Regions from separate parts of the Homo sapiens genome. Here region 2 is linked to region 1. A link is a contact called in ENCODE Hi-C or POLR2A ChIA-PET data. All regions are on one chromosome and are shown on one strand. Each heading gives the region's core, a stretch centred on a gene start or an enhancer-like site at or near the end of the contact. The rest is flanking DNA. Distances are from core to core; before and after follow the strand shown.

Region 1 (5,970 bases), core at 899-3,398:
TCAGCCTGGATTTAATTGTCCATATCATGAACAGCATTTTGGTCAAAGCCATTCAACAAGTCTCTAGGGAGTTCCAAACTTTCCCACATTTTCCTGTCTTCTTTTAAGCCCACCAAACTGTTCCAACCCCTGCCTGTTACCCAGTTCCAAAGTTGCTTCCACATTTTCAGGTATCTACAGCAGAGCCCCACTCTATTGGTACCAATTTACTGGATTAGTCCATTTTCATACTGCTAATAAAGACATACCCGAGACTGGGCAATTTACAACAGAAAGAGGTTTAATGGGCTTACAGTTCCACGTGGCTGGGGAAGCCTCACAATCATGGCAGAAGGCAAGGAGGAGCAAGTCATGTCTTACGTGGATGGCAGCAGGCAAAGAGAGAGCTTGTGCAGGGAAACTCCCCCTTATAAAGCCATCAGATCTCATGGGACTTAGTCACTATCACAAGAACAGCACAGGAAAGACTTGCCACCATGATTCAATTTCCTCCTACTGGGTCCCTCTCACAACATGTGGGAGTTCAAGATGAGATTTGGGTGGGGACACAGCCAAACCATATCAGATACCAACCAACTCCCTTGCCTTCCAGCTTCTAGTTGGCCAATGGGGAGTCCTGGAAAGAGAAGGAGAGGAGGGTCAGGCTCTCTCTTTGTGAGCTGGGTGCATCCCTTCCCTGCCTGAAGATCTCCATTCCCAAAAGCAGCTCTCTGTCGCAGGACCTGCTTCCTCCACTGGCTTCCCTGGGCCTAGTGGTGGTAAGGGTGCTTCACTCTCACGAGCCCTGAGATATTGCACCATCTGATGAGATTTCCATATACTCTGTGAGCACCTTCTTCATAGTCCCTTTACTGACCCCTCCTAGAATGATCCTAATTCACCAGCTGCTTCCTGCTGACACCCCAATAACGTCAGTCACAATCTTAAGCATGTAGTAGGTTCCTATCCCAACCTAAGCCCTACAAGTCCATTAGATGGGTGGGGACAGCTGCATGGGTAGTTAGGATTGTGACTTCCACACCTTTACGTGCATAAATTGAGAGATGTCTGGGCCCAGGGGATGGAGTGGAGACAATTTGCAGCATCACACTTACACTTTCTTTGACATTTTAAATCTGTGCTAGAACTCTTGGGTGGTTCCAGTACATCCTGGGAAGCTCCTGCCCTCTTCTGCCCTCCTGCTCTTCCTTGTTCCTCTGCCCTAAGAGGTAGGGGGTGAAGGTTAAGAAGTGAGAATGCCTGGAGAGGGCTGTGCTGTCTCAAATCTTCCTTGTCCATTTTCTCTCTTCAGTGCATATCTGTTAATTGTATATTTGGCTTCCTGCAGTCCAGAGTCCCCTGGAGTATGGGAGGACAGTTTGCAGACTGTGTTCCATATTAGCTGGTGAAACTGCAATTCGAATATCCTAGACTGTCCAGGCAAGACCAAACAGAGTCCTGCACTTGATAATCTTCCCTCCAGATTAGCCCTGAAGGCCAATGTGAAATCCGTAGCTGGACTAACTGCATTTATTACTGAAGATAATCTAACCAAGGCTCAAGTTCCCTCTTTGGGCTCTTCTAGCGGGAGGAACTCTCAGCCACCCTATGAACGCCAAGATGTGAGGAAGGGCAACGAAAGGGACCCCTCCTCTGCAGTTCCAGGGGCGGAGGTCTTCAGCCTAAAGCCCAGCCTCGCGTCCCAAGGCTGCATAAGGGCGGGTGCGGAGAGGGCTGAGAAGCCCTGACCTGCAGCACCCGCCATCCTCCCAGCCTTATACCTTCTCCAGTCCAACTATGTCAAAGCCAAGCACGCAAGCAGGTCAAAACAGAACAAAGTGACAATGGCATGGTTCTGCCACAGTCTCTGACACTTGCTCTTGAATGTTTGTTCCTTCCTTGGAGGCTGTGGGCGCGGTCTCTGCTGTGGAGTTCTTGAGAGCAGGTGGCAGAGCGGGTGAGGTCAGCGCGGCTGCTGGAGGCGGTGTGCTGTGCTCCCGCAGGGAGGAGGGCGGCGTGGAGGAGGCGGGCGCCCCCTGCTGCCCGCGCGGGCTCCTGCAGGCTCCCAGCCTTTCGTACCGTGGCCCCTGAGGCTTTCCCAGGCTGATGATGAATGAGCCCAGGGCCCGACGGAGGCATCCGAGGCACGTGACAACCCCCGCTCTGGTTGTAAATTGTCAGGCGATTCAGTGAAAGCGCTTTGCAAGCTGTTTGTGAGCAAGAGGCGGAGCAGTTTGGCTGATTCAGAATGGGCTGGACACAGTCAACTTTGCATGGGGAGAGAAACATGGTCTGATGGCTGGGAGCGAGGGCAGCTCGCTTTTGAGGCAGGGATTGCTGAATGAGGGGAGTGGCTTTCCAAGTTAGGCGTTTAGGGGAAGAATACCAACTGTCAGGGACGAATGAGAGAACAGGCCAAGCAGCCCTGGAGGGCCAAGTGAGGAGGCCTCTGTTGGAGTGCCTGAAATGTCTGGCTTCGGGACCTTGGATTCTTTAAATGATGCAATCTCCTGGCTTCTGCAGAGTTGAAATCAAGGCTTAGATCCCCAAACCATCTGTGAGCCTGGATACTTATGCATGGAAGTTAAAGTTTACAGTGACTCTAACACTGCAGAGGATCAAGTCTGGATACATCCACTTTCCTGGACAGGCCTTGAAAATGCTCGGAACCACTCTTTCTTCCCCTGTGCAGTGGGGACAAGAATACAAACCTCTCTGAGATGAGGAAATTAGAGATAGTGTTTTTAAAGTGCTTGGTATGATACAGCATGCAGTTGGTGTTTAATAAGTGGTGTCTCTTCTAAGTCCCTATGAATGAAACCATGACATTGTGCAATCAAGGCAGGAATGTTCAGACTCCAATCCTGCTGAAATACAGAGGTGATCTTTGCCAATGAGGCATCGTGGAGACTCCATTACACGCTCCAGCAAGCAAACCTGTTATCCTCAGTGGCCCATGACCATTCTTGCTGTCAGACTTTGCTCCGTATGCACTGAGCCCAGAGCTGATTTTATCTGCCATGAAAAGAGGATGTGGAACAAAGAAGGGAACAGAGTTTGGTTGCAGAGAGAAGTGTATGCTCCAAGAACCAGATGCTAAGATGGGATTAAATGTGCAAGGCTATTATTAGGGGAGATGCCTGTGGCAGAAAATGGGGAGAGAGATGGACAAGGCTGGGCAAGTCATCAGATCATGATGCAAGGCTGATCTGAGTGAAGGAAAGAGGGAGAAAAGGTAGTTGGACATATTCTAGGCTGCCATGCAGTTAAGGAGTGTTCAGCTAGGGCATTGGGGGTCCTGGAGCCAGTGTCAACTGACATAGGACAGGAATGAGCCTTAGTATCTTTGCCATGACCAGTTGTTGGTACGTGGCCTCACCACAAACACAGTGATGGATTTCAGAGCCCAGCAGCTGAGGCCGATGGTCAGTTATGCTCTCATGGTTAAAGGTCTTCCAGGCACATTCTCATGACAGCCACGATATATTTTTGTAAGAAATTCTACCAAGGCAAAATATGATTAAGATAGGTAGCCAAAACAAACAAAAAAGAAAGAAAAGCCGCAAATTCCTCCCTGCTTGCTCTTTATGCATGCTCCTTTGCAATGTGATTTTGCTATTAGCTCCATCAAGAGATGGGTCTCCTTGAATCTGAGCTTGACCACGTGAATTGCTTTGACCACTGGAGCATTCACAAACATGGCACAACGGAGGCTTGAAAAATGCATGTGCCTTGGGACTTGCCCTCTCTTGTTACTTTTGGAACCAGAGACCTCCATGCAATGAGCCTAGACTAGCCTCCTAGAAGATGAGGACAAGAAGAAGCAGAAATCAAGCACCTTCCCACCACCAGGCATGTGAGTGAGGCCATCCTAGACTGTCCAGCCCCAGCCAAGCTGTCAGTGACCACAGAGACCAGCTAAGCCAAACTAAAACCGAAAGGACTGTGGGAAAACCTATAGTACTGTGAGAAACCATAAATGCTTGTTGTTTTAATTCACTCAGTTTTGGGACAGTGTGTTATGTAGTAAAAACTAATTGATATCATTTATGTCCATTTTATAGATGGAGGAACTGAAACCTGGAGACATGAGAAAGCCCCTCAATGAATGGAAGTCTCAAGGTGTTCATTGGTCTTCCTCAGAGCCTCCTACAGCAAGCTGGGCTTGATCGGAAGGCTCTGAGTTTGGGGGTAGCTTTACTCATTTGTGTTATTTGCCTAAACCCTGGAGTCTACTGAGATCAAGACCCCCGAATTTGATCATTAATAAATCTCTTTTGGATGAATAATATAAAGGTGTTAGGAGGCCCTTCTAGGCCATTGAAGCCACTAGAACAGAAGTCAAGGAATTCTCAATCTTCAAAGCATGGGAAATGAGGGGTACAGGGATTCTCCCTAGCCCAGTTAGAAACTCCTTCAGGCAGGACGTAAAATTTATATTTCTCTTCTATTCTTCTTCACTACTGTGCTAGTCTTATAAGTCTATTGTTCATTCATTCAACAAATACTTATTGAGTGTGCCAAGAAAAAAGCAAAGATCTTTGCCCTCATAGAGTTTACTTTCTAGGAGGGAAATAGAAAATAAGCAGAATAAATAAGAGAAATATATGGTGTACCAGATAATGATGTGTGCTAGGAATTAAAAATAAAGAGGGGAATAGGAGAGGAAGTACCGGGCAGGGAACATTGCCATTCTAGATAGGGTAGCCTCACTGATAAGGTGACATTTGATTAGATAGATGAAAGAAAGTGAAAGTGGGAGTCACGTGAGTATTTGTGGGGAGAGGATTCCACAGCTAGTGCAGGGAAGCTGAGGCCAGAGCCTCATGAAGAGCTCAGGGAGCACCAGAAGGCCAGAGTGGCAGGAGGAGAGTGAACAAGGAGAAGAGCTAGTGGGAGACGAGTTCAGAGAGGAAAAGGAGGGCACGTCATGAAGCGTCCTGCAGATCAAAGGTGGGACTTTGAGTGAAATGAGGAGCCATTTGGGACTTAGGAGCAGAGGAGTGACGTGATCTGACAACATGTTAGCAGGATCCCTCTGGCCGCTGTGTTTAAAATAGCCCAAAAGGTAGCAAGGGCAGAATCAGGGAGACCAGTTAGGAGGTGACTGCAATGACCATGGACTTACTTTGAATTGCAGTTAAAGTAGAGGTGTCTAGCCCAGGGCCCATGTGAGAAGGAACAGTCGATTACCATTTATTGGGGGAAATACTGGATTGTGTCTTTTCACCAGCATTATGGTGCCGGAAAGAACAGCCAAGGGGACGTTGCTTCTTGACCTAAACAAGTTCTGCTTTGATGATGACAGTGAGGCACCAAACAACAGATTCAACTTCACCATGCCATCTGGAGTGGGGAGCGGCAGCAGATTTTTACAGGATCCAGCTGGCTCTGGGAAGATTGTGGTCAGTTAATGGTCATTGCATCATTAAAAGGGCATCGGGAATTGGTCCAACATGCATCATGCTTTTGCTGCCCCATAGAGAGAAATTTCCAAGGTAACCCCCTCTCAGAGCGACTGTAACTGACAGGCTTAATAGTGAGTCTGTGTTCCCCATTCGCTCTTTATTTTACCCTGGTTCCAGGAATCATTTGTTACACATAGTTGTGCCTGGGCTGCTGAGGACTGGATTCTTCCTTGCATAGCATGCAGTTTGTGTGCCTGCTTAGCGTGCCTTCACAGACACGTCAGTGCCCTCTGTGCTCAGGCACTTTTGTTTATTTGAATGCTCATTCCCGGCCCATAGAGCTGTGAGGTGAGAGAAAGCAGGGCCAGGACCTTGAGTATGTCTGGGTAAATTCCACACCGTAGAACCACTGGAGACCAGAGGAGAGTGAGACAGTGAGGATGTGTAGGAAGCCCCCTCCCTGGCAACTTCAAGGGACAAAAGCTGCATTGGAAGAAGGATGGGCATGAAAAGTGGGTCCCAATGATTTGAGTTAGACCTTTCCTTACAGAGCTACTGCTGGAAGGTGGTGGGGAAGGAGAAG
Region 2 (5,970 bases), core at 1,263-3,762, 48 kb after region 1:
TAATGGTTGCCACACTCCACACATGTGCCGCCTCCTCCTTGTTCCTCTCTTTTCTCTTGGCCTCCGCTTCTCTTAGGATTCTTTTCCTCCTTCTCTTTGCCTGAAGTCTTCTAATGGCACCCAGAAGCCTTCTTCCTCCCTCTTGTGGCAGTCGGAGTAGAAGGGCTTTGGGGTTTTGCAATACCCCCAGAGTTCTTGGGAACTTTTGGGTCCATGTGGGTATTGGTTGGGAGGCTCAGGGCCCAAGCAGGAGGCTCTGTCCCACCCCATGGCTGCAGCTCACGCCTATGGAGCAGGGACAGCTTCAGTCCTGCTCTGTGAAGGCAAGAAAGCCAGGAGCCTCAGAAAAGCTATGGATGTGAGGGAAGCAGGGGGCCCCAGCTTCGTCATTCCGCATCGTTTTCTCCTTTAAGGGGACAAAAGTGAGAAGACTTCCCAGCGATTCATTCGCTCCTCCATCCTGCAAGGAAGCAGAGCCACAGTTGCCCCACCAGGAAGAAGCAACTTGAGGCCGGGTGCGGTGGCACACACCTGTAGGTCAGGAGTTTGAGACCAGCCTGGCCAACATAATGAAACCCTGTCTCTACTAAAAATACAAAAATTAGCTGGGCGTGGTGGCGGCCACCTGTAATCCCAACTACTCGGGAGGCTGAGGCAGGAGAATCACTTGAACCCAGGAGACGGAGGTTGCAGTGAGCTGAGATTGCACCACTGTACTCCAGCCTGGGTGACAGAGCAAGACTCCATCTCAAAAAAATAATAAATAAAAATAAAGAAGCAATTTGAGGGATACTTTTGTTGCTGTTAGCCACTGAGTTTTTTTTTTTTTTTTTTTTTTTAACAGTCTCATACTGTTGCCCAGGCTGGAGTGCAGTGGCATGATCTCAGCAACCTCCACCTCCCAGGTTCAAGTGATTCTCCTTGCCTCAGCCTCCCAAGTAGTTGGGATTACAGCTGCCTGCCACCACACCCGGCTAATTTATTTAGTATTTTTAGTAGAGATAGGGTTTCACTATGTTGGCCAGGCTGGTCTTGAACTTCTGACCTCAGGTGATCCATCCATCCCAGCCTCCCAAAGTGCTGGGATTACAGGCATGAGACACCACGCCCGGCCTAGCCACTGAGATTTTTGAGGCTATTTGTTATTGCAGCAAAACTTAATGAGAGCTTACTACTACACCCTCTCATCTTCCTCAATCTCTCCTCAAAGCTGCCTCAAAATTTAAAAAATTCTTTTATATACTCATGTGATACTTTCTCGCTTTAGGCCAAGTGAAAATAAAGGCATCTTCATAAACATTTGCTTTTTTTCTTGGTTCATGATATGACTGTACAAACTGCACTTGTGTATACGGCTTTAAACCCAGACTTCAGGCAGGGGGAACAGTCAGTGCAAAGGCCCCCAAGGCAGGGACGTCAGGAGTCCATGTGGCTTGGTCAGAGTAAGAAGGTGGGAGAGTGGTAGGGAGTGAGGCTCATGGAGTGAGAGGTGGGCAGTGTGGACCTGAGCATGGGCCCCAGAGAAGGTGCAGTTTCAGGACAGAAGCACAAGGTGGCACCGTGACACTCCCCTCAGTCACTGTGGACCGCATGTGCGGTGGTAGAGAAGACACATCTTCTTATCCTCCAAAATGGCTCTGCCAGGGAATGAAAGTCCAGCCGACTCCAGCAAATTAGAAACTGTACTCTTAGGACTGGAAAAGCTTTCGAGACCTCTCAATCAGGGAGGTTTCCATGTGGGGTCCATGATGCCTATGCATGGACTCCAGGACCCAGGGGATCCCCTGAATTGCAGTGTGCTTTTCAGGAGAAACCTCCAACATTTTCACTCCAAGGGGTCTATGACCCAAAAAAGGTGAAGAACCTCTGACTACCACTGGTGCTCCCACCAAGGCCAGACTTGACAAGAACTTCCTCAGCAACAGGCAGCCCCGGCCAATTCCACATTATTACCAGGTGCCTGGAGACCTGTGAGTCCTTTGCTATCTCAGTGGAGGCACCCAGTAATGCTTGGAACCGCTGGGCCTGAGGACACTCGGGCTCTCCTTCCAGAAACTAGAGCTTTTGTGAGGGGCCAGCAAATTTGCATACGTGCACCCGTGCACACACGCACACACCCCTCTCTCCACTGTCTTTAGATTGAAGAAATCACATCTTCTGCACATGAACGTCCTGTTGGTTCTCAAAGGTGCCTGGATGTTTCTGTGATAAGTAAAATATGATTGCACAATGTGGTTACTGAATTTGCAGTCACTTTGATCATTATATAGTTTCTCACCCACTGGATGTTTTATAGAAGTCTAATATAGAATTGATCTAATTGAAGTTTAATATATATTCGACTCTATGTGTCCAATATAATGAATGGGGCAGGGAGTCTGTCAGATATTTTGAGCTAAATGAGAAACTTCATAATCAAAATGGTGGGAGCCACAGTCTGGTGAAAGGGAGGGGTCGTGAGTGATGTCTGATGGCCAACAGGTGAGCTGGGACGGCGCAGGGGGCGCGGTGGGGGCAGGACAGGAAGCTGCGTGGGCAGCAGGTGGAGGGTGTGAGCAGAAGTGAGACTGGAGCCTGTGGGGTTGCTCAAGTGGAACTGCAGAAGGAGATCAAGAATGAGGGAAGATGCAAATTTTTAATTCAGCATCTTCTAAAAAAAAGTCCCAGAAATGACTGTATTTGCTATTGGTGTTTTAAAATATCCATTAAATACCACATTTGCCAGCATCACTTCTCTTATCCCGGCTGCTCTAGCAGCCTGAATTCTGCCTTTTTCTTCCCTGAGAGCTGGGCTCAGGGAACCCGCGTATCGACCTCAGGGGGTCAGGCCTGCAGGTGGGTGGCTCCCCTGGGACTCTTTAAAACCAAACCCCGAGCAGAAAGGAGAGGCTGAGGTTTGGGGCTCCTTTAAAGGCCTCCTCTCAGCTTGTCTCCAGTTCACTGCCTAAGAATGTCCTCCAGACACAGGCTCTGAGGCCAGAGCTATTGAATATTTATCAAGGCCTCCTGGCAGACGTGGGAGACTGAGAACAGGAAAATCAGGCCCAGGCGGGCATCTGTGGAGCCTGCCTGGGTGCTAGCCAGATGCTGCAAGATTCAAGTTGCCCGTTGACTCTGCAGAGCCTGCCCCGCCCTGTCCTCCCTCCTCGGGGAGGCGTGCATGGGCCTGGCTGCTGTCAGGGTGTTTGCTTCTTGTCACCATCCTCCATACTGACTTCCATTGCAAGCCCTGCCCCACTGTGGCTCCATTGTCTGCAGTGGCCTGGGCTGACCAGCTCAGCCTGGAGCCCTGCCCTGGGACGATGCGGGCTAACACAGTGACACAAAGCCCTGCTTTGTGGCCCTGACAGGAGGATTTATCATTAGCTGTGAGATGGTCCCTGGCAGATCCTGGCATGTGGTGAGCAGACAGATCTGTGCTGATCACAGTATTTTGAGTACCCCCAGTTGAATACAGCATCTGGGGCCCTCAAATCTGCCACATGGATCTTATGGCTTCAGGCTCACTGGCACCTTTTGTGTTGGCCGAAGTACGGGTAGGGGGTAGATTAGGAGCACTAGCTTGTACCCAGTGACGTCTGGGGGCTGGTTTACAGGAAAGGCACCCTAAGGTTGTGCAGGCCCTGACATGTGGTCCTCCTGGCATCTGGGGACAGCATGTCAGGTTTGGGGTCTGCCCATCCTTGCCTTGGGCACAGGTCCCCAAACAACAGCAGCATCCCTGTGGGTGGGATATCTGACCAGCAGAAAATGGAAGTGAATATCTCTTTGATCTTGGAGTGAGGAAGAATTTCTTAAAAATAACACACCAAAAAATCACAAATCATAAAAAAGAAAGATTCATGATTTCAACCACGTTAAATTTAAGAACCTTGGTTCATCACAGGTATTTTAAAGAAACTCAGAAGATAAGCCACAAGCTGGGAAAAGATATGTGTAGCACTTAAGTGACAAAGGATTAGCTTCAAGAATATATCGAGTCCTGAATGCCTGGTGGGGTGGAGGGAGTGGGAAATAGACAGATAGTTCAGAAGAAAAATGGGAAAAAAATATGAATAGGCATTTGACAGAAGAGGCAACACATAGGGCCAGTCAACATAGGGATGTGCTAACCTAGTCAGTGTCCAGGAAATTGCAAAACAGGCAGTGAGATCCATTTCCTCCAGTCTGTTTCCTCCAGTCTCTCTCCGGGGCCTGGAGATGCTCCTTGGATGGTTCTCAGTGGCCCTGGTCCTCTCCCTGGGAAGCCTGGCCTGTCAGGCTCTGCAGAGCCCTCTGTTTTGTCCTTCCCCCAATATCCTCCCACTCAGAGCCTGAGTCTGCCCCTGCCCCTTCCCTTCCTGTCCTCACCAATGGCGAGTGTGGCAGATCCTCCAGTTTCTAGAAACACCTCCTCACTCCATCTTCATCCTTTCCTTTGATGTTTCCCCAGGTCTTATCCGGCCAGGTGGGCTTTAGGGAACATTTTTCTTCCCCCTTTGAAGCCAGGGTCTCGCTCTGTTGCCCAGGCTGGAGTGCAGTGGCACAATCTCGGCTCACTGCAGCCTCCGCCTCCCAGGTTCCAGCAATTCTTCTGCCTCAGCCTCCCAAGTAGCTGGGATTACAGGCATGCGCCACCACGCCTGGGTAATTTTTGTATTTTTAGTAGAGACGGGGTTTTGCCATGTTGGCCAGGCTGGTCTTGGACTCCTGACCTCAGGTGATCCACCCACCTCGGCCTCCCAAAGTGCTAGGATTACAGGCATGAGCCACTGCACCCGGCCTAGAGAGCATATTTTCAATCAGAAAAGTAGTTCGCTGCACCTCACAAGCCCAACACTGAGTTCCAGGAGGACCTCAGGACAGGCTATTGATGGTACGGTAAACATGGCTGACAACTAGCACGTTCTAGACCAAGTTCAGGTAGAAAGGGACTCCCTCAGCTGGCCACAAAGCTACCCTCTCCCTAGTGTGCAGCCTTATCAGGCTATTGTCCAAGGCAAAAGCTGTGTGTAACAAGCAGCCCACGCAGCCTGCAGCCAGGTCTGCCAAGGCACCTTTCCTAAGGGGCTGCCCATGTGGCCCGCTCACGCAGGATCTTGCTGGCACTCTTCCTTGGGAGCTTACCTTGTTTGGAAACCTTTCCTGGTTAGCCTTTAAGAGCCTCAACAGGCAGCTGAAAGCATGTCCTGAAATGCCTGAACTCATACTTGGAATGAGAACTAGCTACAGCTTAGTATGCCATGAACGTTTGCATCACTTGTTGTCCAATAAATCTGCGGTCCCCAACCTTTCTGGCACCAGGGACCAGTTTCATGGAAGACAATTTTTCCATGAACAAGGAGGATGGGGTGGTTTTGGGATGAAACTGTTCCACCTCAGATCATCAGGCATTAGATTCTCATAAGGAGTGCACAACCTAGATCCCTCGCATGCACCGTTCGCAGTAGGGTTTGTGCTCCTATGAGAATCTAATGCTGCCATGATCTGACAGGAGGTGGAGCTCAGGCAGCAACGCGCACTCACCCACTGCTCACCTCCTGCTGTGTGTCCCAGTTCCTAACAGGCCCTGGGGGTGAGGGATCCCTGCAATACATAACACGTGCTAAGCAGTGGGGTTTGGGTGCTACTTCCCAACTGGCCGCTCTTAGGAACTGGTGAAACCTTAAGTCAGGTGTGACTGAGCGAGCCCCTGGGTCATGGCTATTCTCCTTGCTGCTCTGCTCTCCTAAGTCTGGTTTGAGGCTCCTCTCCCTCCCTGGCGTCCCACCCTGTATGTCTCCTAAGCCAGTCCAGCTTCCAAGGGTCGCTGTTGTTTCTCATGGCCTTCATGAAAACAGCGGGCAGGGCATGTCTCTGGCCTGTGATGGCTCCCCGCTATAGTCCTTGTCATCTGTATATCAAGGAGATTTTATTTCTTTCTTTCTCAGTTCCTCTTTCTTTCTCTCTTTTTTTTTTTTTTCCTGTTTTTCCTTCACTCAACAAATCAAG

Evidence for each region. A loop is a pair of places that touch in the nucleus more often than their neighbours do. ChIA-PET counts read pairs that join two places held with the same protein, here RNA polymerase II (POLR2A). Pooled maps may share reads with other maps.
Region 2: a map of PC-9 shows a loop between it and region 1 (7-fold over the local background). The contact joins two enhancer-like sites. A Hi-C loop is called at or near these places in 15 of 168 maps with a recorded cell type or tissue (B cell, CD4-positive, alpha-beta T cell, CD4-positive, alpha-beta memory T cell and 9 more), 3 of 37 single-sample maps with no recorded cell type and 25 of 50 pooled maps. POLR2A ChIA-PET finds 5 or more read pairs at or near these places in 4 of 52 experiments (AG04450, activated T-cell, naive thymus-derived CD4-positive, alpha-beta T cell and 1 more).

Annotation. Positions count from the first base shown.
Region 1 is chr7:106,007,648-106,013,617 of GRCh38, forward strand. It overlaps CDHR3 (cadherin related family member 3), which reads left to right. Exons shown (of 19, transcript NM_152750.5): 9 at 5,213-5,384. Among named protein-coding and RNA genes, the nearest start is that of CDHR3, 47 kb to the left of the region's middle. RefSeq lists a silencer at 1,914-2,103. Within about 2 kb of position 2,149, at least 8 of the 41 ENCODE cell types and tissues checked have a DNase peak (open chromatin) inside an H3K27ac peak, as active enhancers do.
Region 2 is chr7:106,055,564-106,061,533 of GRCh38, forward strand. No RefSeq gene overlaps it. Among named protein-coding and RNA genes, the nearest start is that of SYPL1, 54 kb to the right of the region's middle. RefSeq lists enhancers at 1,222-1,271, 1,782-1,831, 2,677-3,228, 2,912-3,071, 3,102-3,201 and a silencer at 3,542-3,661. Within about 2 kb of position 2,513, at least 17 of the 41 ENCODE cell types and tissues checked have a DNase peak (open chromatin) inside an H3K27ac peak, as active enhancers do.